5 separate regions of the Homo sapiens genome follow, and all the other regions are linked to region 1. Evidence: chromatin loops called from intact Hi-C (ENCODE). Cell type or tissue: PC-3. All regions are shown on one strand. Each heading gives the region's core, and the rest is flanking DNA. Links, peaks and the distances in the headings are about the cores only.

Region 1 (6,383 bases), core at 767-5,766:
TATCCTTGAGCAACTCACCCATCAGAGAATGGAAAGAAAGTATTTTCAGCAGAGCAACAGCACAGGCAAAGGCAAGGGAGGGCACGAGGCAGCAACACACCCAAGGGAAGACAACAGCGCTTCCGGCAGGCAGGAAGAGGCGCATGGTGAGGGGCAGGACACGAGGCCAAAAGGCCCCTGGGGCAACGGGTGCGGGTTTGTGACTGTCACTTTGAGTCTGGGCATGATTCTATGAGGAAACGGAGAATGTCGAAGGGCATGAAGGTGGGATGATGTCCACGGTTTAGGAAATCTGTCTGGCAGCAATGGCGCTCAGCCTGAGCTGGGCAGTGGATTACCGGGGAACCTTGAAAAAGTATCATCTCTTGGATCAGACTCCCCAAGGTTTCTGATTTGACAGGTCCAAGGTATAGGTTGAGCATCACGAATCCAAAAATGTGAAATCTGAAATGCTTCAAAACCCAGAACTTTTTGAGTGTGCTATGACGCTCAGAGGAAACGCTTGCTAGAGCACTTTGGATCTCAGGTTTTCAGACCAGGGATGATCAACTGGTAAGTCCAATGCAAATATTCAAAAATCTGAAAAAATCAAAATCCGAAACACCAGTGATTCCAAGTATTGTGGATAAGGGATCCTCAATCTGCAGAGTTTGTACAACAGTTTTTTTTTAAATGCTCCCCAGAAGATTCACATTCATTTACTTAAAAACTACTTATTTACTTCCTGTTAGAAGCTGAGAAATCAACTGCAGAACAGACAAAAACTGCAGCCTCATAGAGCTTATACATTGTGTGAATGTGTGTGGGAAAACAAGCCAAAGAAATAAGTAAATCCCACAGTGTGTCCAGAGGTGAAAAGTGACTTGGAAACAGGGTAAGGTGTCGATGTCGGTCCACTGAGGAGGGCAGTGCTGAGGATCTGAGTGACCCCTCGAGAGGGCTGAGGGCAAAGGGAACAGCAAGTTCAGAACCTAAAGACAAAATCTACCCAGGGACGTTGAATAACGAGACCACCGTGGCAGAGAGCAATGAGCAAGGACAGCAGTGGCAGGGATAATCAACAGTGGTCTGGATCATTGCAAGGACTTAGACTTACTCTCTTAATGAGGCCAGAAGCCACGGCAAGTTTCTGAACAGAGGAATGAATGACATGAGTGATTCAGGTTCTGAAAGGATCATTCCAATGAAGAACAGACTTAGAGGGGACAGGATGGAGGATGGGAGACCAGGTGGGGTTAGTGGGAAGTGACATGTGAGATTGAGGTGAAGGGAAAGAAGAGAGCCATGGCAGTCAGACCTAGCAGGGTCTGTGGTGGAGGGGCAGCAGGAAGGAAAGGAAAGATTCAAATGCAACGGCAGGGTTAAAGCAGCCATATCTGGGGGCTGTTTGCGTATGGAGACTGTGGGAGAGAGAAAAGTCAAGAATAAGTCTCTGCGTTCCTAGTATGAGTAACCTGAAACCAAGACAGGAGCTATGGCAGGAGACCGGAATTTTTTTTGTTTTGTTTCGTTTTGTTTTGTTTTTGAGACGGAGTTTCGTTCTTCTTGCCCAGGCTAGAGTGCAACGGCATGGTCTTGGCTCACTGCAACCTCCGCCTCCCAGGTTCAAGTGATTCGAGACAGGAGTTTTTATCTACTTTGTGCCCCAACCCCTGCCATGTGCATTTACGTGTGTGTGTGTGTGTGTGTGTGTGTGTGTGTGCATGCTGAGGATGTATAAAGTCAGTTAATAGTTTGACAGTTGATTTTCAGGGACCGAAAGACCACAGACATTTAGGAGGAAATGTCGTACTGAAAACTGGAAATTCACTCAACCAGCGTGGGCCTGTGGTTCAGGAAGAGGTCTGGGCTGAACACATAGAATTGGGGTCACTATAAGACGGGTTGAAAGCACAGGAACGTGCAGAGGAGAATGAAGACCTGAGTCTTGGGAGATGAACAGTCAAGGGCAAATGTAGGAAGAGGAGCTGTTTTGCAGCATGGTGCAAAATGCCTGCACATGCACACACACGTGCATACACACACGCAGAATGGACAGTCTTGGGGAATTCTTTTTTGTTTTTTTTTTTTTAAATTGATGTTGTTGCTATAATGTGAACAGAAATTTCACATGAATAGATATAACTGTTTCAAACACTTATGGCCCAAAGTGTAAATATCAGATACATAATATTTATACTCTATTCTTTGCCCACCAGATATGGGGTTTCCTATGGATAGAAGCTAGATGTCCTAGTTCAAAAACACCCGTCATTTGGACAAATAACCCAATCTGCTTATATAGAAAAATGTCCAGTGTTTCCCAAGGCTTTGGGAAGGGGTTAAGAAGATATAATTGAAGCTTCACTGTAAGAGTTAAAAAACACACACAGATAGATTATAAGCATATCACTCCGAAGTAGACAATGTCTTCTGACCGGAATTGCATTTGCTTTTTGAAATGCAGAGGTGATGGCGGGGGAATGGTTTCCTGTAGATCTGTTGAGCAATCTTCCATTCCTTTCCTGCTCAGTGAACTTTTTCATTGTCCTTTTTAAACCCCATACCCCTATTCCACTAGATTGCCAAAAAATTTTTTTGTTATCCTTTTCTATAACTATGAGGCTACTTAATGGATCCCGAATATAGCTTAATATAACTAGATTATTGTGTATTATCTTTACTTAAGCATTTTCAGATTTGGTAGGTCAGCTAATATTGATACGCTGTACATATGATATTCGTACTTGAGTCATCTTTATACGCATGTTTAAAAGGGGATGTCCCCTTGGGCATGCAGTGAGGATCTGTTGTCAGAATGAGTAATGATCATTCACAAATAATCACCACATCCTGTTTAGAGATAGTTTCCCAGCCAACAGGCTAGAACAAGCCTACACGGCTTTACTAGCTTAGCAAATACGATCTAGAGTGAACTCTAATCTAACTTTGAAACCTCAGCCATTCATAGTAGTTTCTTTGTTATCAGCGCCAATTTTAAGCATGTCTCAGAAACTGGCCTTTGAAACTACTCTGTTCCTGCTTCTAAGATTTGTGTATAAAAATAATGGAAAAACAAATAGATAATTAAAATTTTTATTTTGCCCTTGCTGGTTGATTTGATTTCTTCTTAAAAATCACAATTTAAATTATGTATATATAATATATAATATATGAATTCATATAAAATTTAATTCCTAGACATGGGTGCACAAAACTTCCCAATTCTAAGTAACATGTGGTTTTTTTTTTTTCTTTCACATAAACATAAATTCTACTGGAGCTCCTAAATTATTTAGGAAAAGTTCTCCAATCCCATAACACTCCCAAGGCCCTTTCGGTTCAGTCCATTTTCCTTTTTTCGCCTCTTCAAACCACCTTTCTGCTTCCCTTATTCTCAATTCCACTTAAAAACCCTTGACCCAGCACTATTCATCGGCCCCTTCCAGTACAATGCAGTTTGCCTGTAGAAGCTTCCAGAACATTTCCTCTCCAATGTCCCGCATTTTAGGCCTCCCTTAGCCCTCATGGGCTTAGCCAGTTGCTTGGCCTCCTCCACCTGTCTCCCTTCAGCTCCCTGCTCCTCCTTCCTTGCTAGAGCAATGCAGTCATCCCCCAGCCCACCTTTCAGCACTAATTACACCGCCCATTGGCTTCTGAGATGAGGCAGCCTTAGACAACGCATGGGCTTTTCTTCCATCTTGATCCAAACTCCATGAAGATGCTCAGGGGTGTTCCTGCTGCTTCCATGTGTCACCTGCATTCGCAGTGGACGTGGCTAGAATGGAGGTGTGGTTTCTCCACAAGCCCCTCTTCTCCCGTGTTTTCCATCTTAGTCAACAGCGCTAATACCTTCCCACCCCTTTGCTTAGGTAAAACTCTAGCAGGTGCCTTGGACACTTCTCTCTCCCAGGTCTTTGAGAAATAAAAATAAAATCTTAAGCCCCCAAGCAACTGAACAGACCCCCTCTTGGCCAAGGAGACCTTGGAGAAACCTTAAAAACGGAGTTTTTGACCACATCAGACATAAGGTTGAACACGCCTCAGTGTGCCCCTTCCTTATTAACCTTTAGCCAAAACTCTTTCTAAGGAGTAAGCAGAAATCAGCTCTGGAAAATGAGAAATGGACAACTCATTCCTTTATCACCTTAGCCAATCATCTGAAACTGCGACCAGATGCCCCTCCCTCTTCACTTCTTCCACGTGACAGCCCACCTGTCTCACAACACATCCCTTCGTAAACACTGACGACCACCTTGGGACACGTTTTGGCTGACTCTCAGAGGATGCAGTGAGGTTCTGGTGTCCTCCACTGCACCTTTTCATGTCAGAGGGCTGAAAACTCCACCTCAGATCATGCTAACACTGCCATTTTTTGAACATGTAATCCATGAAGAGGCATGGAACTCAATTGTGCCTGTACATGTTTCTCCTCTCATAAATATTCATGACTCCTCCTATAGCTCATTAAATATGTATTTCCAGCCACCCAGAAATTTCAGCATAAATTCCTGTCTTATCCTCCCTCCCTCTCAGCTCTGCCTCCCAGCAGGAGGAATGGCCAGCCTGCAGGCTATAACCCTTTATGAGAAATAAAGCTCTTCCAAATGTATGATCCTGGTTATTCTTCAGTTGACAGCTTCTACTCCAGTCCCTGGGCAGGTCCCAGCATCCTCGAACACAGCTGTGTGCCTCATGTCCACCTGACTCCCAACTCCAAGTCCCCATCACCCAGCTGGACTCCCTGCCTCCACTCTTTCCCCTGTACCACCTATTTTTTCCCCATAGAGAGGCAGGGTGAGCTTTGGAAATAGACATCAGAGCATGTCATTTTCCTATTAAAGCTCTCCAAAGACTCTCCATCCCATCTGCAGGAAAATCAAGTTTCTTGCTCTGTCCTTTACAAAGACCTCCGTGGTCTGGCTACCGTGCACCCCTCTGCTCTTCTTCCTGCACCCTCCCCTGCACCAACCCCTTCCTTCCTGCCTGTCTGACTGTGGCCCTGTCCTCAGAACACACCATGCTCTGTGTCCTCCGCTCAGCTTTGCCTCCCCTGGTGCGGACACCACCGGCTCTGCTCCTCACTCAGATCTCAATCTCAGTCGAGATAGTGGCCCTCCTGGGAGGCCTCTATTATCCCTGCCATCTGCAGGAAGTACCCAGTCACTTGCTATTGTAATTCTCTGTATAACCATAGTATATTTTCAGGAGAGTATACCAGACACCCGTATGCATTATCTGGCAAAACTCTAGATAAATCAGGTTCTATATTCTCAATTTGTCAGACATACCCAGGCAGGGGGTTAAATGAGTTGTGGCATGTCACACCACAAGGAGCAGAAAGGACAGCACCTGTAACACAGAATTGCCAGGGCATACTGGCAGGCCATCCCAAGCTGCCCTTGCTCTACAGAGCTCCAGCACTCAGACAGAAACCCATGCATGCATGTTTCCACGCTCGCCAGCAATAAGCTTCTCTGGACTTGGGGTGGAGCCAACATGGCCGAATAGGAACAGCTCCAGTCTACAGTTCCCAGAGTGAGCGACACAGAAGACGGGTGATTTCTGCATTTCCAACTGAGGTACTGGGTTCATCTCACAGGGGAGTGCCGGACAGTGGGTGCAAGACAGTGGGTGCAGGGCACCATGCGTGAGCTGAAGCAGGGCAAGGCATAACCTCACCCGGGAAGCGCAAGGGGTCAAGGAATTCCCTTTCCTAGTCAAAGAAAGGGGTGACAAACAGCACCTGGAAAATCGGGTCACTCCCACCCTAATACTGCGCTTTTCCAACGGGCTTCACAAATGGCACACCAGGAGATTATATCCGGCACCTAGCTCGGAGGGTTCTATGCCCACGGAGCCTCGTTCATTGCTAGTACAGTAGTCTGAGATCAAACTGCAAGGCGGCAGCGAGGCTGGTGGAGGGGCGCCCACCATTGCTCAGGCTTGAGTAGGTAAACAAGGTGGCCAGCTGGGAAGCTGGAACTGGGTGGAGCCCACCACAGCTCAAGGAGGCCTGCCTGCCTCTGTAGGCTCCACCTCTGGGGGCAGGGCACAGACAAACAAAAGACAGCAATAACCTCTGCAGACTTAAATGTCCCTGTCTGACAGCTTTGAAGAGAGGAGTGGTTCTCCGAGCACGCAGCTTGAGATCTGAGAACAGGCAGACCGCCTCCTCAAGTGGGTCCCTGACCCCCGAGTAGCCTAACTTGGAGGCACCCCCCAGTAGGGGCGGACTGACACCTCACACGGCTGGGTACTCCTCTGAGACAAAACTTCCAGAAGAACAATCAGACAGCAGCATTAGCAGTTCACCAGTATCCGCTGTTCTGCAGCCACCGCTGCTGATACGTAGGCAAACAGGGTCTGGAGTGGACCTCCAGTAAATTCCAACAGACCTGCAG
Region 2 (6,383 bases), core at 604-5,603, 63 kb before region 1:
GGCCCCAAAAGTGGTCTTTTATCTCCTGGGCTTCTGGGGTTAGACTGACAACAAAGCCACCGAGTGCCTGCCCCGCCTGCCCTGAGCCATGGGCTTGCATGGGTCCTAGAACAGCCTGGCTACTCCTGAAGGATGAGCAGCATCGCTGGTTCTTCCAGGATCCCTCTCTCCACCATCACCCTCCCTCTCTCTCCCTATCCCCTTTCCCCTGCACAGGGGTAGAACAGACCCCATTGTTATTTCCCAGGCTGGGAGGAAAGGGGGTTCCTAAGTGGGAGGCTGGAATAGGAAGGTTGGCCACTGGGAACCTACAGCTTAGGTCAGAATCCAACCCACTGTGGAAGCTGCTGGTTTTTACTCAATCACAACATGGCCTCAGAGGGCAATGGTCTGAGCATGTCAGTGCTCCCAGGCATTGTGCGTGCTCTCAGGGGATGAAACTGCGCCCATATTCAAGAGTTACTCAGCAATTTGATACTATTTCCACTAGTTTAGCCCCTGTGAGCTAGCCTGGGAACTTTGTTGCTATTGGAAAACACTGAATTGCAATGCTGGGGATGATTCAACTTCTCTTTCTGCATGCATTTAACAGCACCTGAGTAAAGGGAGGCTGGCAATTTAAAACCCTGTTCCCAAGCACCTTTATCTAATAACGCCTGAATTAGAAAAACTGATTCTAAAATCTCCCCTGTCTAAAGGCTACATGTGAGTGGTCTAAAATTAATATTTATAGGTTATAAAGTCAGTTGTTAAGCATTAGCCACTGGCATGTCACTTAGGTCTTACCAGGAGCTGGCGTTTGGCGTGTTCTGAGTCATAGCTTTGACAGAGTAAGTCCCTTATCTGTAAATGGCTTATTGCCCAGTGGTCCAGGGCTTGCTTCATCTAACCCCACATCGAGAGGCTGGATGACCACAGAAGGGACAGAGTTGGGGTGCTGGCTACTGACTCAAGAGTGTGAAAGTTGTCTGTGGGTCTTCAGATATACCTAAGGGTGTCTCCAGGTTCTCAGAGACTTTTAAAAGAAATAGACTGTTTAAGGATCTTGAACTTTCCATCCTTTTTTTTTTTTTTTTCTGAAACTCTTTCCCTGGACTCTTCTTTTGTATGCAAGAACAGCAAGTCAAAAGGAAACATATAATTCTAAACCTGGATGGAAGTGTAAATGTAACGTGCTGCAAAAGAAATTAGTTTAGTTAGAAAGTTAAAAGAAATCAAGGCCCATTTGTGTATAGAAATTGCTCATTACCTCTTCTTTCCATTTAACTGCCTATCTGGGATTATAATAAGGAAATGAAGTCATTCTGGAATCGGGGACTGTATTGTTGATGTACAGTAAAATACAGGAGATACAGCTAGATAAAAGCAAATGGGTTCCTCTGTGTTCAGTGGCCTTGAGCTTGTATTATTTTTATAAAGCAATACTAACAAATTTCACCTAGATGAAAGTGGGTATGTGGCAGCTTACCTAAGCATGCTGTCATCAGTAAACATTTTGGATGAATATAAGCGCAGGGATATTAAAATAGTTCTGGGCAATTTAAACTTCATGCATCTAACAAAATTACTCATTAGCCAGGTATCACATATAATCAATCAATTATTTTAATAAAAGGTAGCTTAGTTTTGTCCCATATGAAAATTTTGGTTAGCAGGATAATAGCGTAGGCATTTTATGGCGTGCCAAATCTGACTTAAGATAGTCTAATAATGGATCTTCATCCAGAAAGCTGACAGACTTCATGGAAAAAGTGATTGAATTACCTCATTCTGGTTCTCTTTTCTTACTCTTAACAGCTCAGGTCCTGAAATGGAAGCGAGAAACTGGGCAAAGAAATGGGGAAAATGTAGAAAGATGGAGCAACTCACTTTCTTCAGTGCTCACAGAAATATACTTGAAAAGGCAGGCCTGCCTTAATCTGGAATTTAAAAGCCTTTTTTTCTTTGAGATGGAGTCTCACTCTGTCGCCCAGGCTGGAGTGCAATTGGTGCGATCTCGGCTCACTGCAACCTCTGCCTCCTGGGTTCAAGCCATTCTCCCACCTCAGCCTCCTGAGTAGCTGGGATTACAGGCACTCGCCATCATGCCCAACTAATTTTTGTATTTTTGTAGAGACAGGGTTTCACCATGTTGGCCGGGCTGATCTTGAACTCCTGACCCCAGATGATCCGCCCACCTCGGCCTCCCAAAGTGCTGGGATTACAGGTGTGAGCCACTGTGCCTGGTCTAAAAGCCCTTTCAAAAGAGAGTGATAACCACCAAAGTTCAGAACAAAATAAAACATCCTTAAGATGGGCCCAAGGCAAGATGAGAGGCCCGCAGCACCCCTGTGGAAGCTCTCTCGGCATCACCACATGCTGCCATCACAGGGTAGGGTCTTCAGCTGCCCCTGTGCCCACTCTCAAATACACACCCTTTCTGGGAACCCCAAGGTGCATCACAGATATCGTGCCTCAGTAGATACTTGACAACTCAAATCCAAGGATGGGTGGTTCGGGACAAGCAGGATTAATATTTTTGTTCAGTGCATGGGAAGAAGAAGCCAACAGCGTTTTCTAAAGCTGCAGTTCAGAAAGAGAAATCTCAGTGAAGCACTGTAGCTTCTCAGAGGTAACTGATTCACAATAGGCATTCTCTTTTTGTGAGAAGCCTCCGAATTTACTTGCCTCAAAAACAAATACTTCGGGTTTGGAGCATAATATGAGACATAATATGGGCCTCACGATCAAAGGGAAAATGCACCAATAAACTGAAAAATGTCTTGTTTTTGAGGAGAGGGGTGAGGGTAGTTTAGATATTAAATAGATATTACAAATTGAGCATATATGTGCTTCGGACAAATATTCCAGCTCACAGCCAATATATGCTATTTTCCCTGCTCCCCTAAATAAAACAAGACAAAAATCCATTTTAGAAAGCACCTCTGGAATTCAGCAGGGGCCTTTCTGGCTCAGCCCAGAGCTGAGATGCTGTTGGCTCCCCGGAAAAGCTGAGTTCTGGGCCCGTGGTGCCAGGTGCTGGGTGGCCGAGTGCTCCTGCTGCAGAGTGACGACCCTTAGCCTTCCTTGCTTGCCCTGCGGGCACCTCCACTGCAGAGCCCGGGTTTATGCTCTGACCCAGTTGGCAAGCTCCTTGGAAAGGAAGTGACTTTTACTCTTTCCATGTGGTGAAGCTGGGAGTAGTGTCATTTGATTTATCCTTGTTAAAATGTAAATGGTGCTAATTTTATAGTGCCAGGGGAAACCAAAAACAAGTCCTGTTTGAGGGAATAGATAATTTGCTTTGTGATGACAGGGAATGATTACTCAGAACGCACTGGAAAAGAGCCAGAAAATGGACAAAGAAGCACAGACACTTTGTAATCTATAAACATTCTCTTTCAGATGGAAGAGACTATTGCTAAAGTCTTCTGCAAATATACAGTCTCAATAGAATTGTTTTAATGACACTAATTTGAGATAGCTGAATTAAAATAAACTAATTTATAATCATGTTACTAGTTTTCAATCACTATAAATAGAAAAGGCCAGCTGATGTGGCCTATTTATCTAAAACTGACTTATCTTTGCAAAACAAAGATTTTGAACAAATTCAGCAAGGGACTAGATTGTGTCACAATTGGGCCTATTGGCTGAAAGAGCAAATAACAGAACTAATATTTTCTTTCTTTTCTTTTTCTTTTTCTTTTCTTTTCTTTTTTTTTTTTTTTTTGAGACGGAGTCTCGCTCTGTCGCCCAGGCTGGAGTGCAGTGGCACGATCTCAGCTCACTGCAACCTCTGCCTCCCAGGTTCAAGCGATTCTCCTGCCTCAGCCTCCCAAGTAGCTGGGACTACAGGTGCCCGCCACCACGCCCAGCTAATTTTTGTATTTATAGTAGAGACGGAGTTTCTCAATGTTGGCCAGGATGGTCTTGACTGCTTGACCTTGTGATCCACCCACCTCGGCCTCCCAAAGTGTTGAGATTACAGGCGTGAGCCACTGCGCCTGGCCAAAACTACTATGTTCTTATGGTACATCTATTAGATTAAGAAAATATTTTTTTCTGGCTGTAATCTTTTCATTTCTGAGGATTCTGATTCTGTTATTTGCAGAATATGGTTTTACCAAATAAAATGGAAGTAATGGTAAATCAAAGAATTTAAGAAATGAGAATTATTTAATTTTTTAACAGTTAAAAAACTTAGTGAACAGGAAAAAAAAAGAAAATCCATGTTATAATATTCTTTCCCCCTCTATCTAGATTTGCATGAGGTATCATCGGTTGTCAAGATAATGCCAAAATGAGGACTTTTTCAAAAGACTTCCATAACTGTCAGGCAAGAAAAATTCTGAGTGTGGGAGGAACGGAGGGCTAAAAATGAAATCTGATGTCTTTCCCTGGAAGGTTTGGATTAAAGTCTCACTTCTCTATCTCAGAGCCCCAAAATAATTGTGTTTTGCCCAAAGTAAAGCCGAGCTCGGAGTCTCAATTTTCAGAGAAGTTGGCACCTATTTGTAGGAGAAATTGGGTCGACCCAAAACAAAAATCAGTCCTATTTTACTTGGAGCAGCCCTCCTTTTGCTCATGGATAAAATTAAAATTTACATGACCTTGGAACTTAGTCGCTTCTTTTATATTGTAACAAGGTATCTTGAAAACAATATATGTTAAAACATAAAAGCAAAATTTAATATGAATGATTTCCTATTTAACCTACATGATAATGCCATCTTCATGACTGGTTTTCTCACAGACCTGTGAACTAATCCTCTAGAAGAATTTTACTGAAAGTATTCCTACTATGAGTTGTTTGGAAAAATGAAGAGTACTTCATTCTTGTAATTTTAAATGACTTACCTATACATAGCTTCCCTCTAAGCATGGGAAGTGAAGCCAGGCCATATCCGTGACCACTTAGCACTGAGTTTATGATATAAAGAGAGATGAGTTTTGAGTTATACTTTCTCAATTTGATGGAATGGGTGTGTACTCAGAAACTCTGCCTTTATATAAGGCAACATTCCTATTGATCTTCATAGTTTCTCTCAGGGCTCCTTTGTGTCTGTATTTTTTCTTTTCTTTTTGTTTCTTTTTATTTAAAGACAGGGTCTTGCTCTGTTGGCCCAGGCTGGAGTATAGTGGCACGACCATAGCTCACTACAGCCTCAAACACCTGGGCTCGAGTGATCTTCCCACCTTGGCCTCCTAAGTAGCTGAGACTAGAGCTATGCGCTGCCATGCCCAGCTGATTTTTCTATTGTTATGGTTGTCTATATTTTCATATCAAGATGAAGCACAAGTTAAACTAAAAAAATTTTTTTTTCATTTCTGGCAGGTGGCAGGAGACCCATTTCTTCCGAATTCCTGTCATTCTCATACCCTGTAGCAGGACTCATGAGAAAGACAATTCCAGGGACAGATGAGCCAGACTTAGGGTCCCCGCTTCACTGTTAAACTTACGCTCTCCATGCCACATCTTCAATCAAACAGGCAGTAGGAACCAGAAATAATCCCAACCAGAAGTGTGCGGAGCTCAGGACCATAGTTGCCTGCAAGAAATAGAAGTGACACTTGCTTGAATACTTTCTCTTTCAAAAACAGAGCAACATAATGTAATCAAGGATAATATTTCACAACACAAAAACAACAGACCGCACTAAATGCAATGAGAGGTAACCCATGCACTGGCAGGACCATCAGGGGGACGGATGGGGCTTGCTCCTCTCTGCAGCCTTCTCTCTTCTTACTTTCATTCTTCTAGTTTGACGTGTGCCCTTGCCTCTCTTTTATAAAGTGCTTCAAGCCCCTTCCGAACAGGATGTTGTCTTAAATCCTTCCTAAAGAGAGCTGTTGGAGTCACCAACACTGCTTCACTGAGGAGTAAACGTTGCCTCACTAGGCTCCTCCATTCACTCATCATCAGCTCCTTTTCTCTCAATGCCCGTTCATTCATGGAGCCAGGACCCATGTCATCGCTACTTGGTACAAGGCATGGTGGTTCTCCCCACCCAGGAAAGGAAGATGAATAGGTTATAGTCCTTGCCTTCAGGAGATTAAATACTCTCTGGTGCAATCTACATTACACAGTGGAATATGGTATATATCACGAATATAAACGATGGGGTTTCTGGGAAGACTTCTTAAAGACGACAGAGTATGAGATGTGCCTGGAAACATGAACACGATTTCAGTAGCTAGAGATGGGTAGAAGGACAGAGATTCCAAGTGGAAGGATAAAGGACAGGGGAGAGCAGCAAGGAGTGCAGCTTCCAAGACTTCCTTGTTCCTGGCATGCTGGTCAGGGATAGCTTGGGAGGGAACAGGTAGAGAGGGTTTTGGGGATCAGAGCTGCAGGGCCAAGTTAGATGTTAGGTGAGTTGAAAAGAGAACTTAGGGCAAAA
Region 3 (6,383 bases), core at 826-5,825, 160 kb before region 1:
CTCATCTTCCAGTAGAGAACTGCGCTTGCCCTCATGACATGAGAGGGTTCTAAGGGTGGGAATGGAAGCTTGCAAGGCCTCCTGAGAACTGAATTCAGAACGGTCACTTCTGCTGCATTCTGTTAGGTAAAGTAAATCACAACGCTGCCCAGATTCTAAGTGTGGGGAAATAGACTACACTTCTCGGCGGGAGGGGCTCCAAAGTCACATTTCAAGAGTCTGAATATGTGCAGGGGTAGAGCATTCGAGCCATTCTTGCATTCAACCTGCCACATTAACATGTTTTTATCATTAAAGTTGTATCAGTTAAATGTTGTAAGTTTGACATGATGGGGAAGATACAATAATTTCTTCACTGTCAGTAAGATTTCTTCTCTGTCAGCTGCCTAATGAACATATAAATAAAGCCCATTTTCACCTGTGATTGTTGGAGAAACAAGATGTTTGAGTGGCTCATTTTAATATAAATATTCTATGTTTCTCCCTTTAGTCTTTATTATATCTGAATCAAAGATGATGTATAACATACTTTGTCGTAGAATGATTTGGGAGTTTTTCCTCCTTGTGATTTTTTCTTTTTTGAGACAGAATCTCACATTGTCACAGAGGCTGGAGTGTGGTGGTGCAATCACAGCTCACTGAAGCCTCAACCTCCTAAACTCAAGTGATCCTCCTTCTTCAGCTCCCCTAGTAGCTACGACTACAGGCTCATACCACCACACCTAGCTACATTATTTTTTTTGTAGAGACAGCGGTCTTACTATGTTGCCCAGGCTGGTCTCGAACTCCTGGCTTCAAGCGATCCTCCTGTCTTCGCCTCCCAAAGTGCTAGGATTACAGGCGTGAGCCACCATACCCGGCCTATTAATCTTTTTTATTCTGCCATGTATTATCATTTAAATTTCTATGTATGTTTGTGGACCCAAAAAAGAATATGTATCCTAAAACATGCATTCTTTTACATAAGATTAATGACTTTTGCGCTCACCACAGTCTTGCAATAAGAAGTATGAATTCGGCCGGGCGCGGTAGCTCACGCCTGTAATCCCAGCACTTTGGGAAGCCCAGGCGGGCAGATCAGGAGGTCAGGAGATGGAGACCATCCTGGCTAATACGGTGAAATCCTGTCTCCACTAAAAATACAAAAAATTAGCCGGGCGTGGTGGCGGGTGCTGGTAGTCCCAGCTACTCGGAAGGCTGAGGCAGGAGAATGGCGTGAACTCAGGAGGTGGAGCTTGCAGTGAGCTGAGATCGCGCCACTGCACTACAGCCTGGGTGACAGAGCGAGAGTCCGCCTCAAAAAAAAAAAAAGTATGAATTCATACTTGGACTGATAGAATTCCAATCTCTAAACACTTAAAGGAGGTTTTTCATTCCAGGTTTCATGTAGAATGTTCGCCTATATTTAAAAGTGAACACTGTATTGTCCAGGCGCGGTGGCTCAAGCCTGTAATCACAGCACTTTGGGAGGCCGAGGCAGGTGCATCACCTGAGGTCGGGAGCTCAAGATCAGCCTGGCCAACATGGCGAAATCTCATCTCTGCTAAAAATACAAAAAATTAGCCTGGTATGGTGGTGGGCACCTGTAATTCCAGCTCCTCGGGAGGCTGAGGCAGGACAATGGCTTGAACCTGGGAGGTGGAGGCTGCAGTGAGCTGAGATCACACCAACGCACTCCAGCCTGGGCGACAGGGTGAGACTCTGTCTCAAAATAATAATAATAATAATAATAATAATAATAATAATAATAATGAGAAGAAGAAGAAGTATGAATTCATACTTTGACTGACTGATAGAATTCCAATCTCTAAACACTTACAGGAGGTTTTTCACTCCAAGTTTCATGTTGAATGTTTATCTATATTTAAAAGTGAAAACTGTATTATAATATTAACAACAAATTAAAATGTCACACCATCTTTGTATCAGTGATGTTCTTATAATGATTAGATACACTGGTAACCTATGCAAGTAGATGACCATTGATCTGATGCAAGTTCAGGGGTGACATAAAGCAGGTTTCCAGAGAGGAAGCAAAGGCAGACAGCAGGATTTCAGCTGAACACGAGGCCAAAGCTGAGCTCTGGGTGTCTCTATGACCCCAAATGGTGCTTAGAAGATGAAATGAGCGATGTATGTAGAGAATATTGGGCGCACAGTAGGTCTTTGATAAATGGCAGGTCTTCTTTTTCACTATTTTTCCCTTTGGTCAGAATTAGTTATAACACTGCACTGTATTTTTTTTTTCTTTTTTTGAGATGGAGTCTCGCTCTGTTGCCCAGGCTGGAGTCCAGTGGCACGATCTCCACTCACAGCAACCTCTGCCTCCCAGGTTCAAGTGACTCTCCTGCCTCAGCCTCCCAAGTAGCTAGGATTACAGGCATAAGCCACCATACCCAGCTAATTTTTGTATTTTTAGTAGAGATGGGGTTTCACCATGTTGTCCAGGCTGGCCTCAAACTCCTGAGATCAAGAGCCCACCTCCCAAAGCACTGGGATTACAGGTGTGAGCCCCATGCCTGGCCCTGCATTGTATTTTAACCCTCAGTGAAACTTATCAGCAAAGCTTCTTGAGTCAAAGTATAGATGAGGTTAAGGACAGGGAATATCTATGCAAAAAGGATCCTAGTCCCTGGGAGATTTAAACTTGATGTTGTGTAGAAACCTGTCTCCATGCGTTGTTGCTTCAGTTATCCAAAACCTTCATGTTTCTCACTGTTGAGACAGTCACTACCATGGCATCATGACAATTATTTCACCTCTTTTAAGAGTATGTTGCAAATATTGTTAAACCCAGAAGAGGCCAAAGTATATGGAATCTATAGATAGGATCTGTAGAATTGTTTATGATGATTTTTAAAAACTAAAAAGATAACTGTTAATTTTGGATTTAAACCATGTACTCATTATAGCCCCCTCCAGGTCTAGAATAATTAGAAATCTAAATAGATCATTTGTTTCCACAAATAGGTTCCATCTCAGGAGCAAATAGAAAAATGTGACTACATAGACATATTTCTAGATACATTTCTAAATTTAATATTTGTGTGTCAGATTAGTTTAAATAGCATGGCTGCACATTTTTTTTTAAAAAGTGAATACATTAGTGGCTCATTCTTAATTCACTCATTCAACAAGAAACTGTGTGGTCTGTGGATGATACGAAGATGAACTGAACTCAGTTCTTGTCTTCAAGATGCGTAGATCTCAGAGCTGGTGACTTGGAGAAAAGTTACCTAAAATGTAAAGTAAAATCGCAATAATCAGACCATGGCTCCCTGTGCCTAACCCCACCCCCACCTGCCCCCCAGTGTTCCCCCCACCTCTTTCTTCTCTGCCTGTGTCACCTGGCCATAAAACCTTGGCCTGCATACTCCTGATGTGGGCATCACAGATCGGCATTCCAGGAAAGCACAGGATGTCATTTTCGCTTTGTAGTCATCTTCCTTCTGATCCTGTAAATTGCTTTTTTCTATGGAGGTAGTACATTTTCATGGGTATAACATTCATGCATTTCTTTTGCTGAAATCAATCTAATGCTCCAACGGCTCTATGTTATGTAACTGATTGTAACAATGGGTGTATTCAGTTTAAACCTCTCAAGACCAACTTTTGGCCAGAAGATGGAGTGCAAGAGCCAAAGCCAGGAAATCTTAGGCCCGTTATGGTGTTCATGTATTTTTCTCTGAATGGAAAGACCTAAAATTGTATTCAGTTTAGCACTTAGGCCCAAAGTTCAGCCTCATAATATGTGTGAAGTCAGCCAAGCTGCTAGCAGTGGGCTGCCCAAATAGTATTTCACTAAGCATAGGATTTAGATTTAATAATTTGTTGAAAACAGGGAAAAATCAATGACCAGTGCAAGAGAATGGTTTGGGTTCTGTCATACCAAACAATGTAAAACTAGTAATGATGGTGCTTTTGTCTACAAGTCTATATGACAGATAGCCCCAAATCAGAAGGAGCAGGGTTAATTCAATTTTGCGAGTCACCATGTGGACATAAAATGGATCACCCAGAATCTTAACAATCAGTGGTTCTTTCGTACTATTCTTAATTTTCGCAACTTTTTTCTCTATTTTGAAATTACTTGCATATAAAAAGTAAAAAAAAAAACAAAAAACAGAGTTTCTAATTCATTTTAGTCAATTAGGCATAGCATGATTTTATCACTCAGTAAAAACTAGAGCACTTAAACTGCCCTTAACCTACTTCTTAGTGGTGGGAAAACAATCAGTGTTGAAGTTTGCTGAGATCAATAGCTCATGGCGAAATTAATTAAGGGAGTGTGAAAATTTGATACACATCAATGATCAGAATCCCAACTTTTCTTTATTCTTGGAATCTTGGAATCTCCAGTGAGTTGGAGACAAAGCAACAATGTCAGAATATTTCCGTAGGGAGGTAGTGTTTTCTTACCATGACACACAAACAGGCGGAGACGATCTGCTCTTGGATTTCTCTAGTCATCTTTTAGAAAGACTTCTGGCTTAGTGAGCTTGCTCCCTACTCATGACTCAGACACCACAATGCTAGCTCACACTAGAGTTCAACAACTGGAGGACTGTGCTTCCTGTAATTGGAAGGCTAAATGTATTCCAACACTTGGATTGTAAAGTAAACCAAGCTCCAATCTTCAGTTTCGCTTCTAAGACTACCAAACAGGACCCACCGTAATGAATAAAACAGCAGTGAGTGCTGTGCCGTGGGACTGGTTACCCATTTTTTATTACTTGGAGTTGGCTTAATCTTTCTCTTCCTATCAAATGACATATGGAGTATATTTTCTCAAAAATTAGGCTGAGTTTGGCAGTCTGGTATAGATTTTGGAGATTTATGAATGAGTTCAAAAGGAAGTGGTTTGCTTTTTGGTTTGGGGCGTTTTGTTTCTTTGTTTATTTGTGTTTTGTTGTTTTTGACATTTCTTAGCACCTATTACCCATTCTCTACCATGGGATAGTGAATATTCAAGTGCATCTGAAATAGTACAACAGACGTTGGAAGTTCAATATCAAGAGCAGAGTTTGCCTCTCCTGTGGTTTCAGCACTCAGTATCGTGACCACTGCTTTCAATCCAGTTGGCGAGATTTCTCCAAGTGGGGAGAGATACGGATTTTACTGCACTCCATAAATATGACCATTTATAGGCCCCAACATATTTATGTTCCCATTCATTCAGTGCTCACTTAAACTGTCCAATTTGCTTGACCTGGTCTATAAATGTAAATTGCCTACATCTGAAACTGACTCCTGCTTTCCAGAGTGCAGAAGTCGGAACTGTGTTACTCCCACAGATCACTGGGTCTCCAGGCAGCAGCCCTGCGGCAAGTCACTCTTCACTCTCCCTTTCTTCACACTCTCAAAAGCACTAAAAATGCTTATTGTTCCAAAGCATTAATTGAAATACTATTGGAATCAGTTACCAGATACATTTAATAGCAGTAACAATTTTGTCTTGTTTAAAAATCTTTTTAGGCTGGATGTGGTGGCTTAACGCCTGTAATCCCAGCACTTTGGGAGGCGGAGGCAAGTGGATCACCTGAGGTCAGGAGCTTGAGACTAACCTGGCCAACACGGTGAAACCCCGTCTCTACTAAAAATACAAAAATTAGCCAGGTGTGGTGGCACATGCCTGTAATCCCAGCTACTCAGAGGGCTGAGGCAGAATTGCTTGAATCTGGGAGGCAGAGGTTGCAGTGAGCCGAGACCTCACCACTGCACTCCAGCCTGGGTGACAGAGCCAGACCCTGTCTCAAATCATCATCATCATCATCATCATCTTTTTATTGGTTTGAGGAAGTCAGGAAGCTTGACCCATGTCAAAAGAAGAAATATCAACCATGTTTGCTGTTTTCTTTATGACAAGCCTAAAAATGTTTCACTGTATAGTAAGGTAGAAAGAAATCCTAGTAAGAAGTCTCCAGGATTTTAACCAGTGCTGGCCCTCTCCACTGGCATAGTAATATCCTAAGTCTCCCCCTCTCCTTCTAAAGCTAAAGGTGATTTCACGAGTCTTTAAGAAACAGAGGGTTTGGGAGATCTCCTGACCTCTCGAGTCATCTGCATGACTGCTTCTGCATCTATGCTGGTTGGAGAGTGTTCTTTAAATATCACTTTTCTGTAATTCAACTCCGCTTCCTCTCGTCTGTCTTCTCTGTACCCAGGGCCCTCCTAAAATATTCCTTCAAGTTGTTGAAGATAGTTCTGGAGCAACTTCCCCCTTTACTTTCTTTGTGCATAATAATAATCATCTTAAACTTTTCTATACTTTCTGCTTTGCATTTTTCTAATATTTTCTTCTGGGCCTCATGTCTCCAAAATAAATTGTTCCACTTCCAGGAATAAAGTAACTAAAAATATGTACACCTAATAAAACCAAACCG
Region 4 (6,383 bases), core at 407-5,406, 150 kb before region 1:
TAAAATGGCAAACGTGTCCCCGAGGGGGCGGCTCCTCCTCTTTGTGGGCCCGTTGTGTTTACCTGGGAGGCTTTTCGCTAGCATCCTGAGCCTGGGTTCGGGCTGCTTGAGCTTTGGCACAGCGTAGTTTGTGTTTATAGAGCTGCCTCCCAGGACCTCGTGAGAGACAGCTCTTTTCAGTGCCGTTCCCTTTCGCAGTCAAGCATTTTATTAGCATGCTACTCCTATTGTTCTGCTGTCTTGAATCTGAAGAGAGCGTAATTCCAGAACCAGCGCAGTCTTAAAACGCAAGCTCAGTCTCGCAGACTGTGTGGCCATGGAAGAAAGCCCAGAGAAGGGAGCCAGACCCCGAACTGCTACAGTGAGATGTCTGCTAGATTGGGCTCATTAATGGTCTCCAAAAAGTTGGGATGGCTTTGGATTAGTCGGGACTTCTCAGGACGAGACTTCTCATGACGCCCTGTGTTGTGCATGGATGCCTTCTTCATGCTACTTTTAAACGTTTTTTTCCTAAAAATTGTATTTCTTTCACTTTTCTTCTGCAGTGAAGGGCAACATGCCTAATTAAGCCTGCCGGGGGGCTTATAGTAGCGTTACATTCCTTATCCCTGTGTAGTTATTTACATTTCCAATTAAAAATCCTGGAAAGAGAACACTTATTTCTCCCCAAAACTCATTATGTGGACTGAGGCTGGTTTCAGCTAGTTTCTGCTATGATTGGGGTACATTTTTTTTCCTGCTTTACTACTATTAATTTATTTTTTGATAACATATTTAGGGCTGGTGTCTTAATTTAGAGAATGAAATATTTATAACACGCCAAGGAAAAAGCCTGCATCCACTTCTCCAGTGATCCGTAGTTAGCCTGAAGTGATAGTGTAATTAGGACAGTTCTACTGCTGGGCGCCAGCTGTGCTGCAGACACTGTAGCAAATGTTTCTACCTGCTAAAGGGGCGCTATATATAGAAATTGCTCTGTTCAGCATTGAAACTCCAGGAAATATTCCACAGTCAGCCTTTGGTTAAATACCTATAAAGTATTGTTTTACTTACAGGGCATTATTTCTCCATAATTCCACCTGGTATTATACTTTAAAAACACTGACTCCAGCAATACCAGAACAGTGAAAAGGAGCATAATTAGAAAGCCCGGCTGCTCTAATGGATGATGAAAGGGTATTCATAGAGCTGACCTCAAAGGCGTGGTCTCCTTCCTAAAATGCTGCCCCATCCGACTCTGGGCTGGCATTATGCTTTGCCAAGACCAGTAAGACCCAATCCACCCCTGTGCTTATGTATTTCCCAAAAATATAGCCAGGAGGTTGGGGCAAGAACACATCAGAAAATGCAGGCTCTTGGTAACATAGGGTAGAATTCCACAAAAGTGGCTCAGAGGCATTCTGCAGGCACCTCCCATCTGATTCTGTCCCTGTCAACCTGCGTCTATTTTCTAAAGCCTTGTAGTGCCCTCTCTATGGCTCCTAAAAGATTTTTTTAAGAAACTAATTTTATGTATTTATTTATTTATTTGAGATGGAATCTCAATCTGTTGCCCAGGCTGGAGTACAGTGGCACAATCTCGGCTTACTGCAACTTCTGCCTCCTGGGTTCAAGCGATTCTCCTGCCTCAGCCTCCAGAGTAGCTGGGATTATAGGTGCGCGTCACCACACTCAGCTAAATTTTGTGGTTTTAGTAGAGACAGGGTCTCACCATGTTGGCCAGGCTGGTCTTGAAGTCCTGAGCTCAGGTGATCCACCCACCTTGGCCTCCCAAAGTGCTTGGATTACAGGCGTGAGCCACCGTGCCCCGCCAGAAACTAATTTTAAAATGGAGTTTGCTAGTGGTTTTATCAAAAGGTTTTTATTTTTACTTTTTATGGTTTTCTATTTTAAAATCAGCTTCCCGGGTGAAGTGTGATGGCCGTTGCTTTATGCTCTGAGGGCTTTCCCTGTGTACTCTTGCCTTCTTGGCTTGCTGTGGGTGACTCTTCTTTCTGGAACACGTCTTGTTGCTCCTGATGTTTGCTCTTGGACATTGTTTCAGGATGGCCCAATGCCTGGAATAACTTCCCTCCACCTCCACACAGACCCCATCACCTGGACCCAATGCCACCCAAGGACCCTGGCTTTTGCTAAGGAAGAGTGAAGAGGGTCTTTTTTAAACCCCTCCTTGACCCTTCTGTGCCTTACCTCTTGTACATCTGCCTTTTGGAAATGGTAGTGACTTAGAGTCTGGCCTAAATTTTTGACTTAACTGCTTATGAAAAAAGAACTTGCTAAAAAATGGTAAAAAGAAATTTGCAAGGAACTTAAATAACTTTCTGGGGGAAAAAAGACTTTTAAATAAGTTGAAGTCATTATTACTATGAAGATCCTACAACAATATGGTCGGGCAGACTTAAGTTTGGACAGTTTGATTATGGTAGGAAGTTTAGAACCATAACTGTCTTAACCTGTTAAACCCATACTTTTGCTAAATCGGATATCTGGCTCAGTCAGTCTTGCAGTTGACAAGTTGAACTAAATATTAACAGTTTGCTTCTAGGGGCTGACCTGCCATGCCTGTAGGGTCTTAGGACCTTTCTAAGCACTTGATAAAGAATGGTGCATCTTATGGACTCCTAATATGTGAACAAATTAGCCCAGTGTAGGTCCTTCAGCTGTGGGTATCAGTGTTGCTCATTCATTCATTGCCATTGCCAGTTGGCGATTGGTACTGTGTTCCTAGAGTAGATCATAATGTTGTGTTTCTGTCCTTTGCTTCAGTGCCCATCTACGTGCCGTTCCTCATTGTTGGCTCCGTGTTTGTCGCCTTTATCATCTTGGGGTCCCTGGTGGCAGCCTGTTGCTGCAGATGTCTCCGGCCTAAGCAGGATCCCCAGCAGAGCCGAGCCCCAGGGGGTAACCGCTTGATGGAGACCATCCCCATGATCCCCAGTGCCAGCACCTCCCGGGGGTCGTCCTCACGCCAGTCCAGCACAGCTGCCAGTTCCAGCTCCAGCGCCAACTCAGGGGCCCGGGCGCCCCCAACAAGGTCACAGACCAACTGTTGCTTGCCGGAAGGGACCATGAACAACGTGTATGTCAACATGCCCACGAATTTCTCTGTGCTGAACTGTCAGCAGGCCACCCAGATTGTGCCACATCAAGGGCAGTATCTGCATCCCCCATACGTGGGGTACACGGTGCAGCACGACTCTGTGCCCATGACAGCTGTGCCACCTTTCATGGACGGCCTGCAGCCTGGCTACAGGCAGATTCAGTCCCCCTTCCCTCACACCAACAGTGAACAGAAGATGTACCCAGCGGTGACTGTATAACCGAGAGTCACTGGTGGGTTCCTTTACTGAAGGGAGACGAAGGCAGGGGTGGATTCTCGAGGTGGAAGTCCGCACATGTCGGTGGTATTTATGGCACGATTCCTTTGGATGGCTTCATTTGCCCCCAGACTGTATGAAAACATCTCCGAATTAGCATTTCTGGATATGTTTCATCCAGGGTATCATTGATTTATGATGGAAAACCGGCCTCAGCTGGAGATGACTGTGATGTTGCTGATGGGTGTATAACAAATGCTTGAGTCCGAAGTGCCCTTGAGATATGGTTGACGAAAGAATTTTATAAACTGATAAATTAAGGATTTTTATTATGTTGTTATTATTATTTCTTTTTTGTTGTTGACTGCACAGGATCAAAATGCCTGTTATCTCCCTTTTACCTGGGACTTTTTTTTTTTTTTTTTTTTTTTTTAATCAGACAGGGTCTTGCTCTGTTGCCCAGGCTGGAGTGCAGTGGTGCGATCTCGGCTCACTGCAACTTCAGCCTCCTGGATTCAGGCAACACTCCTGCCTCAGCCTCCCACGTGGCTGGGATTACAGGTGCCTGCCCCCATGGCTAATTTTTTGTATTTTTTGTAGAGATGGGGTTTCACCATGTTGGCTGGGCTGGTCTCACTCTCCTGACCTCAAGCAATCTGCCTGTCTCAGCCTCCCAAAGTGCTGGGATTACAGGCGTGAGCCACCGCCCCCAGCCTGAGCCTTTTTTTTTTTCTAATGCATCCAAGGTTAAGGGGAAGACGCAAATAACAGGACTATTCTAAAAGGAAACCTGTTTGAACTCTGTGAGATCAGTCATCAGTCTCAGTATTCCACAGGCACACCTTAATTTCATTGTAAAAAGATATATATATTTTGTCTATTTTTGTGCTTTTGGGGGCCTATTTTGTGCTTTTTTACCTTATGTAGAGATCTTATTACAAAGTGATTTTCTACATTAAAAAGAGACTGAAATAAATTGTATAGTTACTTAACTAATGAAGACATTTCAGAACTCTGGGATGATTTTAATCTTGAAGTAGTAGGTGGTATAGTCATAAAACCATTCATCCCCTTCTTGATTGTATCTTAATTTTCTGGCTTTAAGGTGACATCTGAGAGGTAATGCATTCTTTTTTATATTGAAATCATAAACTATCACCCGCTGCTTCTCTGAGTTACTTTTAATTTTGCCTTGTGGTTATGGTTTGGCGTTTCCTTCTGTTTGGTTTTCAGAGCCCCATGTCTATATAGTCCTGAGTGCAAGTAATTACTATACTTGTAAATGAAGATCAGTATTTCTGCCTAGATCTGATAAAAAAATTTTCTTGTCTTAGTTATAAAAATTCAAAGAAATGTGTTACAAAGATACTTAGTATAGCTCCTCAGCCATAACCTGAGACTTGGGATGAAATTTAAACCAGATACGATTTACTTTGCAGATCATAAGGCTTTTTATACTCTTGTTATCAAAATGGCTTATTTTTCAGGCACTAAGGATTGTTAAGAGAAAAGCTTTTCAACGAAGGATTGCCTTTCTTCTCCCACACTGTTCTTGATTTCCTCTCTCTTTCAGGCCTCAACAGGCACTGTATTCATTGCCAATGTTCCAAATTATCAAATTCAAGTGAATTTATTTGTGTGTTCTTTACTTATATAAAAAAAGATAACTTTAAGGATGTGCAAGTACATTTCCAACTGCTAGCACAACCAGTATTTTGTAATTAAACAAATCGCTGTATGGTATGGTCTTCTACACATTTATGTCTATAGATATCTATCGATCATCTTTCTATTCTGTTTCATGACTGAATAATGTAAAACCAGTGTTGGCAATTGGTATCATCAATGATACTCATTTTTTAATAACCAAAGGCAGGGGAAAATCATTTTACTTATTAATAAATATTTTATGATGTGAATTCCTAGCGGAGTTGGGTTTCTTTTTTCATTTTCATTGTACTTGGTAATTTTTCAGATGGTCTAGTCAACCCTGTTAATAGAATAAAATTTCTAAAAATTATGAATGTTGCTTTCTAGAACCAAGAGCCTATTTTTCAAAGTAATATCTGGGAAACTTACGTGAATGTTCTGAGTCAGTGAGTATTATTTTACAGGTTGACATGTTGACAACACAAAAGAAACAGTTCTTTTGGAATCATTATATTATGAGGCTAATGGGTGTTCCCTGTATTGTCTTTGATGGTGGATTCCTGCTTACCTCTGGAAGTGGAATTCCTAGAACTTTGGAATTTAAAGGGATCTCAGATGTCACCCAGCCTAAAGATTGGCAAGCTTTTTTTTTCAGTAAAAATCCAGAGTCTGGCTGGGCTCAGTGGCTCACCCCTGTGATGGCAGCAATTTGGGAGGCCAAGGCGGGAAGATCGCTGGAGACCAGGAGTTCCAGTCAAGCCTGGGCAACATAGCGAGACCCCATCTCTACAAAAAAAGAAAAAATAAATAAAAATTAGCTGGGCGTGGTGGCGTACTTGGTAGTATCAGTGATTTGGGAGGTTGAGGCATGAGGTTCACTTGCAAGCTCAGGAGTTGGAGGCAGCAGTGAGCTATGATTTCACTACTACATTCCAGCCTGGGTGACAGAGTGAAAACCTGTCTCCAAAAAAATAAGAAAAAAAGATCCTGAGAGTAAATATTTTAGGTTTTGCCAGCCATATGGTATCTAGCAGCCATTCACCTCTGCAGTAGCAGCACAAAAGCAGCCATACATAGATACACATAAACAAATGAGCAAGTCTGTATGCTCATAAGACCTTTTTTTTTTTTTTTTTTTTTTTTTTGAGATGGAGTCTCACTCTGTCGTCCAGGCTGGAGTGCAGTGGTGCGATCTCGGCTCACTGCAAGCTCCGCCTCCCGGGTTCACGCCATTCTCCTCATTCTCCTGCCTCACTCAGCCTCCTGAGTAGCTGGGACCACAGGCACCCGCCACCACGCCCGGCTAATTTTTTGTATTTTTAGTAGAGACGGGGTTTCACCGCGTTAGCTAGGATGGTCTCCATCTCCTGACCTCGTGAATCGCCCCCTCCGCCTCCCAAAGTGCTGGGATTATAG
Region 5 (6,383 bases), core at 757-5,756, 120 kb before region 1:
GGATGCTTACCTGAATGCAACTCCTTGTACCTAGAGAGAAAGGGCAGGGGTGTCTTTCCTCTTTTTAAAGTAACAATGTCATGACTTCCTGCTTTCCAATTGAATTTGAGCTGCCTCCTCAGTTTGTAGCCAAATGAGATGAACTAGAGGGAGGGAAGTAATGGAGGAAGGAGGTCTTGTAAGCACCATTCTTTCCTTTGAGTGACTGAATCCAAACTCTGTGTGGCCCCCTGGACTCTCTTCTAGAAAATGGGGCCTTGCCTCAGAGCAAGGAACATGTGTTCATCTGGAACTCAGACTCTCCTGCGCTCCTGCCAGTGAACACTGTTGCCTGGGCCTCGGCTCTCCAGGCAGTGTATGTGTCCTTGAGCCTGCACATGCTGACAAACCCCTGTGTTACAGGCCGCAGTCCCTGTGGCAGTAAATGCTGATTAGTGGAAAAGAAAATTCCAAAATAAAACAGTCCAATCACTTACTTTAACAAAAGATTTATTTGAAACAGGTTTGCGCAGACATACACCAGTCAACAGGATTGATCAAAGCCACAAATCACTAAATTCTCCCAAAACTTCTAAAAATACAAGTAGATGCCCTCCGTTTGTATTCACTCCAGGAGGGAACCCAGTGCACTGTAATGTGCTGCTGTAATTTAACAACCAGAGGACATTAATAGGACGTGAAAACGGTAACACTTCTAGAGGGAGGCAACAAAAAACCCCACACACCATAGAAGCACCCCCCACGCTGCTGGGAGCCAATTAAACGTGCCCCCACAGCCCTGCTTCCCTCTGCATCACCAGATTAAAACCTCCCCATCACAAACAATATTTAAGCAATCCAGGCACAGATGTGACAGCAGACAGGAGAGCACGTGGCTTTGCTCGCATGAGAAAGACGCCACAAAGATGATGCATTTGAACGACAATTCAGTGACCGGCAGCCCCATCCTGCAGCTGGCCCTGCTGCAGCTGCCTGCGTGGCCCTTGAGAGGGAGGCTCAGAGGGAAGCGGCATTGCACAGGCCTGAACTTGGCCATCTCGGGCAACGGGGGAGAGTGGGGCGGGAGGGGAGAGTAGGAGTTTCAGTACTGACATTGATTTTATCCATGAAAACCCAAAAGTCTTTACTGTGCAGGGAAGGAGAGAAATTCCATGACAGGGCTGGTTTCCTTTTTTTCTTTTCTTCCTTTTTTTTTTTTTTTTTTTTTGTTGTTGTTGGTGTTTATTGATTCACCTATAAACCACATATCAGGCTATCTCTTAAGAATACAACAGACTCCAATCCCATTGGAAGTGAGTTCGCAGCCTGCTCTCTGGGCTCTCTCCCTCTTTCCGGCCTTTTCTCTTTCACACGGAAGAGCTTACCTATAAAAGGCTCTTGATAAGCTCTCTTGACCCCCAAGTTTCCTGGGCAGGGTTATTTGGATAGTGCTATTACTCCAACTTTCTTCTTCCTCTTTCTGTCATAAATCAAAGCCACCTGACACTTTGCGCCCGACTTTTAAAACAAACAGGTCTCCTTTCTTTCTTCAGCCAGGTCACAAGAACTGCCTATGGGCTAATCTTGAGAGCATGTTTTTCTTGGTCTGAGGCCTGGGAGAAAGAGCAGAGTGGATATCTCAAAGGCAACTAGAGCCCGAGATTGTCACTTGAAAATGCGCCAGCCTGGGTGTAAAAAGAATCCCTCTTTTGTCTCTCCTCAGTTGGGAGAGCCGAGGTGTTCCTCAGAGGTTAACACTGGATTATACACGGGGTGCGGCGCGGGGGAGCTCGCCCTTCTTTTCTGCTCCCATTTGTTTGTGGCTTCTGCCCATTCAGATTTATGCTGGCTCAATGCCCTTTTCTCCTCACTCAGGGTTACATCCCAGATTCACAAATCACTCATAGCCAACAAATTAAGAGAGCTTTAAACAGAACATTAGTTACAGACTGGGCATTAAATGAAGATCAGGTAAGGTGAAGGGGAATGTACTGATGGACAACTTGGGATGCTGAGAAAAAAAAATAAATGAAGGGTACAACACATCGAGCGTGCTGGTCTGTTAACACCTTTCAAGAATGCCTAATGATGTCATTATGGGGGTCTTGGGCCCTCACCTCCGAAACCCCTCAAAAACCCTTCTAATAGTCCTTCTTGGCCTTCAGGATGGAAAAATGGCTAGAATGAGGTTAAATCTCCCCGAAGGCTATACTGAGACAGTTAACTGCCTTGAGCCAATGAAGAACCAAAACCAAACCCAACTGATATAGATTTTCTTTTTTTGAAGGGAGGGGGTTTTAACTGTTCCCATTGTGATTATATATGCCCGTATAAACATTTACATGAAGAAAACATTTCTTGAGTGTAACAGGGGATGCCATGTTTTGACTCGACCTGATAAACTCATTTCTTTGCCAAGTTATTATTTCAGGCTCTGCTTAGCCACCATTTCCCTGTTCACATTTTTTTATGGATCCCAGGAGATGAAGACTACATTTCAAATGCTGATGTTAAATCACTCCTTGAATTACTTTGAGACGATGACCCTGGGCAGTAACTCAAACCCTGGCTGAAAAGTGTGCAGTCCTTTCACACGTTCAAAACTAAAGACCACCTTATCCTATAGCAGTGTTTTGCAAACATTCAATTCAGCTATGGTCTAAGACATAAATCCCTTGGAACAGAGGTACCTGATAAAAATGCTTTATGGTTCCAAATGACAAGATTAAAGGTCATTATTATAACAAATGGAAATTACAGACTATAACTTTCTTTTTAAAAAATTCAACCTTAAATCCTGTAATATTTACATACATATGCATTATAAGACATTAGTTACCTAGGCTCTTTCCACCCCCCCGCATTTTTCACTGCTTCTTGACAAGTTATTACTGATTTTCACAGCCAGCTCCCTATAGTGAGACGAACCTGAAGCCTTGTCAAGGGAAAGAAAATGTCAACAGAATTCTCAGCTGAGCTCTCCCAAAGCCCAGGTTCACTTCTCAGGATATTCCTCTACAAGTGTTAAAAGAAACAGCACTCCTCGCCCCAAAGCACGTTTTGTATGGTGTGCCGAACCAAAAGAGTTACCATGTTTTTGTTTTCATGTGTGCATGTGTGTGTTGGGAGATGGGTGAACATAACCCTGGTCAAGAAGCCTGGAATATTCTGCACTGAGGCAGGACAGACACATCAGCTCCACTCCTAAATTATGACCGAGCCCGTTCTGATCAGCACAGAGTATTCATCCAGACTACTCTGCTCTCCTGATACGTGTTTTCCACAGCTACCCTTGCTGGCACGTGTCAGTGTGCAGTGGAAACCCAGAACTAAGCCCACAGTACAACTGGTCTCTTCCTTTTGCAGGGTCATCCAGGAGAAGAGAGACTCAACACAGGACTGGGCTGTCTGTACACAGCAGTAGACCAAGGGTTGGCCTGAGTGGATTCTGCCAGTTTAGCTCAATCCAGAGTCAGGCCCTGGAGCGCTAACCGAGCGTGACCTGCCAGCCCGTGAGTCAGTGAGTGTCTGGCGGAGTGACAAGCCCCATGTGGCATTTTTGCTGAGCTGACAGCCAGCGTATGCAACCTAGTCCAGTCCACCCTGCCCCAGGGGAGGGGTTGTGTGTGACACTCTGACCTCAATTTAAAGATAGGACAAATGACACAGCCCCTGAGTTGGCCCTGGCTAAATATTATACATCACACGTAGTGACAGCTGCTCCTCCTAGAAACCAATTTACAGCCAATTTAGTCATTTGGCTGTAAGAATGCTCAACCACATGAGAGGATAGAAAGGCATCTCTTCTAATGTTTTCTTCTGTGTGCGTCTGTCATCACTGCAAATATTGTTTAGTCTACTTCTCAAGAGAATAGGAAAATACACCTGTATCCTTAAATCCCAGAAAATATGAACTCTAATGTAAGAAACAAAAACCCCAAACAAACACAAACACACACTTAAATACATAATTCTGATTTGGAAGGCTTCAAGTTCAAGACAGAGCTAACTGTTTGACAAAGAATTCAATTTCTAATCCACTCTTTCCAAATAGGCTTAGTTCCCAAATGAGACAAAATATGAATAGTTAAGATGCCTAATGCACATTCAATTCCAGTTTTCGTTTCTCCTCTGTATCTTGGCCATCACCTTTCTGGGTGTGCAAAGAAACCATACACCTTGGTTTGTCGTGTTAGTCATAGGCACATTTTGTGTTAGAGTTCCTGCATGACAGTCCTTCCGTCTTGCTGGGTACTCTGATATTTAAAAATGTTCTATGCACCTTGGGGAGAAAGAAATGGCCCTTTTTGGAGCCTCACCTGTGAATTGCATTGTTCTGCTGCCCCTCAGGCCCTCTCTGCATCCTGGTCACCTCATAAGTGAGGATGAGTTTTCTTAGTCAATGCAGATCATATTTTAAATCATTTCCATGCCCAGTAGGTTGTAGATTTCTGACAAAAAAGGGTTAGGAAGCAAAGTGCACTAAAGTGTTATTTCCTAATTTAGCACAATCATTCCTACAGGGTTGACTCATCCTCCGACTCTAGAGCTAAGAGTGACAGGTGTGCTCCTTCGCTGCACAGTCATGTGATAAATTCATTCATTTCCCCACAGTGAAAATCCAAAACATGCTCTCCACTCCCATTTTTCACCAGTAACAGTTGCCCACAAGTATTTAGGCCATCCAAAAATCTGGTTTGGCAACCAGAGCAGAGAACAGGGCTCCAGGCAGGTTGTTTAGTAAGGGCTCCAGGTGCTCACATTCATGCCTGAAGACATCTAGGTTCTGTTGAGATTTAAGTGTGGGACTCTGCAGTTGGGAAAGTCAGTGATTCCGCTCTTCACTTCCTTGTCTTAGATAATTCAGGATATGCCGTATTCTGATAGGTACCTGTGTCTAACACTGATGGGATACAGAAAGGAAACCATGTCAGTATATTTTTTAAAAAGGTGTTTCCCTGAAATGTTTGGAATTCTTTTCAATTAGAACTGTGTGTGAAGGTCTTGTTTAAGCTCTCATACACACTGGGCTGATCATGACAATTGTCTGGGTCTCAAGGCCTATTTCAGAGTTTCTACTGCAAAGATCTGGTGGCGATTCCTCTGTGTCCTCCTCTCAGTGTCTCCGTGTCCTTCCTTCTCCTTCTGAGGACTTCTGTGGTCGTCTTGTTCTCCCCACTCAATGTCCTATACTCTTGCATCTGGGTTTACTCATCCTCTGACTCTAGAGCTAAGAGCGACAGGTGTGTTCCTTCGCTGTGCAGGCATGTTATAAATTCATTCATTTCCCAACAGTGAAAGTCCAAAATGTGCTCTGAAACAAACGTGGGTTCTAATGTAAGTGGATGCCAAAGGCCCAGCAGTCTGGATGTTGGGAAGGGAGTATTCAGAGCCTGACCACGGCTGGGAGTCCTGAAGGGGTTCTACCACCACTCTGACCTGTGGGGTGGCCCCATGTCAGACAGAGGCAGAGAGACGTTTAGAATATATGCAGAAAGGCTATGTTTCTTTTCTTTCTTTACAGAACGAGAAGGGCGGTGGAAGAAGGAATTTTTCGCATCTGTATCTGAGTCTGCAGTGGAACAAGGAAAGGCGCGGGTTTGGGTTGGCTGCCCATCGGCCGCCATGCACTGAGTGGTGTGGCCAGCCATGCAGCAGGTGTGGGGGTGAGGGGCGCCTGGACACGGCGGCAGGACTGGGCCGAGTGCACCTGGAGAGGGTGCGGAAGACTCTTCCAGGGCATCAGTTGGTTTGCCCTGCTGGAAATGTGGCTAAGAGGTTCAAATAAATGTTCTCAGGTTGACCACCCCGATAGAGAATTTTGTGATTTCACTGCAATCAAGAAGTTTATGCCAATTTTACACACAAAACAGGAATCAAAGCAGGAGAGCAACCTGCCTACAGTGAAGTCTGCATGTGGCCCGTTGGACTTAACCTCTGAGTTAACTCAACAGGAAGCAAGTGTGCCCTGCTCCAATTACACAGGATGGGCCTCTCACGCAACATAAAACTCCTTTCCCTTTCTCCCAGGACAACTAGTACTGATGTTTAAATATTGGTGAAACATAATGTTTTTAATTTCACACCTCACAGAGCACAGTTGAATGCTTCATAACGACATAAACAAAAGTTAGGCTAAGCACTGCAGACGAGTTGGGAGGGCAAAGATAGCTTCCCCTGTGGTCTGCACTCCAGGTTTGCGAGGGAATATGTAACTAACAAACTGCTTGGCTAAGGCCACAGAAATGTGTTTCCTGGTGTTTTGGCTGCTGACGCCAGTCTTCTCTGACAAAGATGTGTTAACACTGGGTGCAACAAACTGAATCTCTTTCCTAAGATCAGTCAGGAAAATTCATGTCTTATTTCTTCCTGGATTTCTTTTTGGTGGTGTCATAAGCACGGAT

The links. Peaks named below come from ENCODE experiments on the same cell type or tissue, not always from the same donor. Only the 100,000 strongest peaks of a DNase experiment are listed, where the experiment ranks them.
Region 2: it touches region 1 in a loop (2.6-fold over the local background); 8 of 110 quality-filtered maps call a loop at or near these places.
Region 3: it touches region 1 in a loop (10-fold over the local background); 6 of 110 quality-filtered maps call a loop at or near these places.
Region 4: a loop joins it to region 1, with 4 times the contacts of the local background. A loop is called at or near these places in 5 of 110 quality-filtered maps.
Region 5: it touches region 1 in a loop (2.8-fold over the local background); 4 of 110 quality-filtered maps call a loop at or near these places.

The regions. Positions count from the first base shown.
Region 1 is chr13:25,898,259-25,904,641 of GRCh38, reverse strand. All of the region lies in intron 33 of ATP8A2 (ATPase phospholipid transporting 8A2), which reads right to left. Among named protein-coding and RNA genes, the nearest start is that of SHISA2, 150 kb to the left of the region's middle. RefSeq lists an enhancer at 1,435-1,554. In PC-3, for the core only: no CTCF peak of the experiment used is centred there; DNase peaks (open chromatin) are centred at 2,501 and 2,821; H3K4me3 peaks cover 475 bases; H3K27ac peaks cover 2,405 bases.
Region 2 is chr13:25,960,723-25,967,105 of GRCh38, reverse strand. It overlaps ATP8A2 (ATPase phospholipid transporting 8A2), which reads right to left. Exons shown (of 37, transcript NM_016529.6): 34 at 5,443-5,531. Among named protein-coding and RNA genes, the nearest start is that of SHISA2, 88 kb to the left of the region's middle. In PC-3, for the core only: no CTCF peak of the experiment used is centred there; DNase peaks (open chromatin) are centred at 815 and 3,295; H3K27ac peaks cover 840 bases.
Region 3 is chr13:26,060,276-26,066,658 of GRCh38, reverse strand. No RefSeq gene overlaps it. Among named protein-coding and RNA genes, the nearest start is that of LINC00415, 3.9 kb to the right of the region's middle. In PC-3, for the core only: CTCF peaks have their summits at 3,618 (motif pointing right) and 4,411; DNase peaks (open chromatin) are centred at 3,618 and 4,488; H3K27ac peaks cover 1,341 bases.
Region 4 is chr13:26,043,450-26,049,832 of GRCh38, reverse strand. It overlaps SHISA2 (shisa family member 2), which reads left to right. Exons shown (of 2, transcript NM_001007538.2): 2 at 2,767-5,236. The coding sequence ends at 3,320. Among named protein-coding and RNA genes, the nearest start is that of SHISA2, 5.4 kb to the left of the region's middle. In PC-3, for the core only: no CTCF peak of the experiment used is centred there; no DNase peak of the experiment used is centred there; H3K4me3 peaks cover 756 bases.
Region 5 is chr13:26,019,941-26,026,323 of GRCh38, reverse strand. It overlaps ATP8A2 (ATPase phospholipid transporting 8A2), which reads right to left. Exons shown (of 37, transcript NM_016529.6): 37 at 473-6,383. The coding sequence ends at 6,339. Among named protein-coding and RNA genes, the nearest start is that of SHISA2, 29 kb to the left of the region's middle. In PC-3, for the core only: no CTCF peak of the experiment used is centred there; DNase peaks (open chromatin) are centred at 3,573 and 4,633; H3K27ac peaks cover 2,921 bases.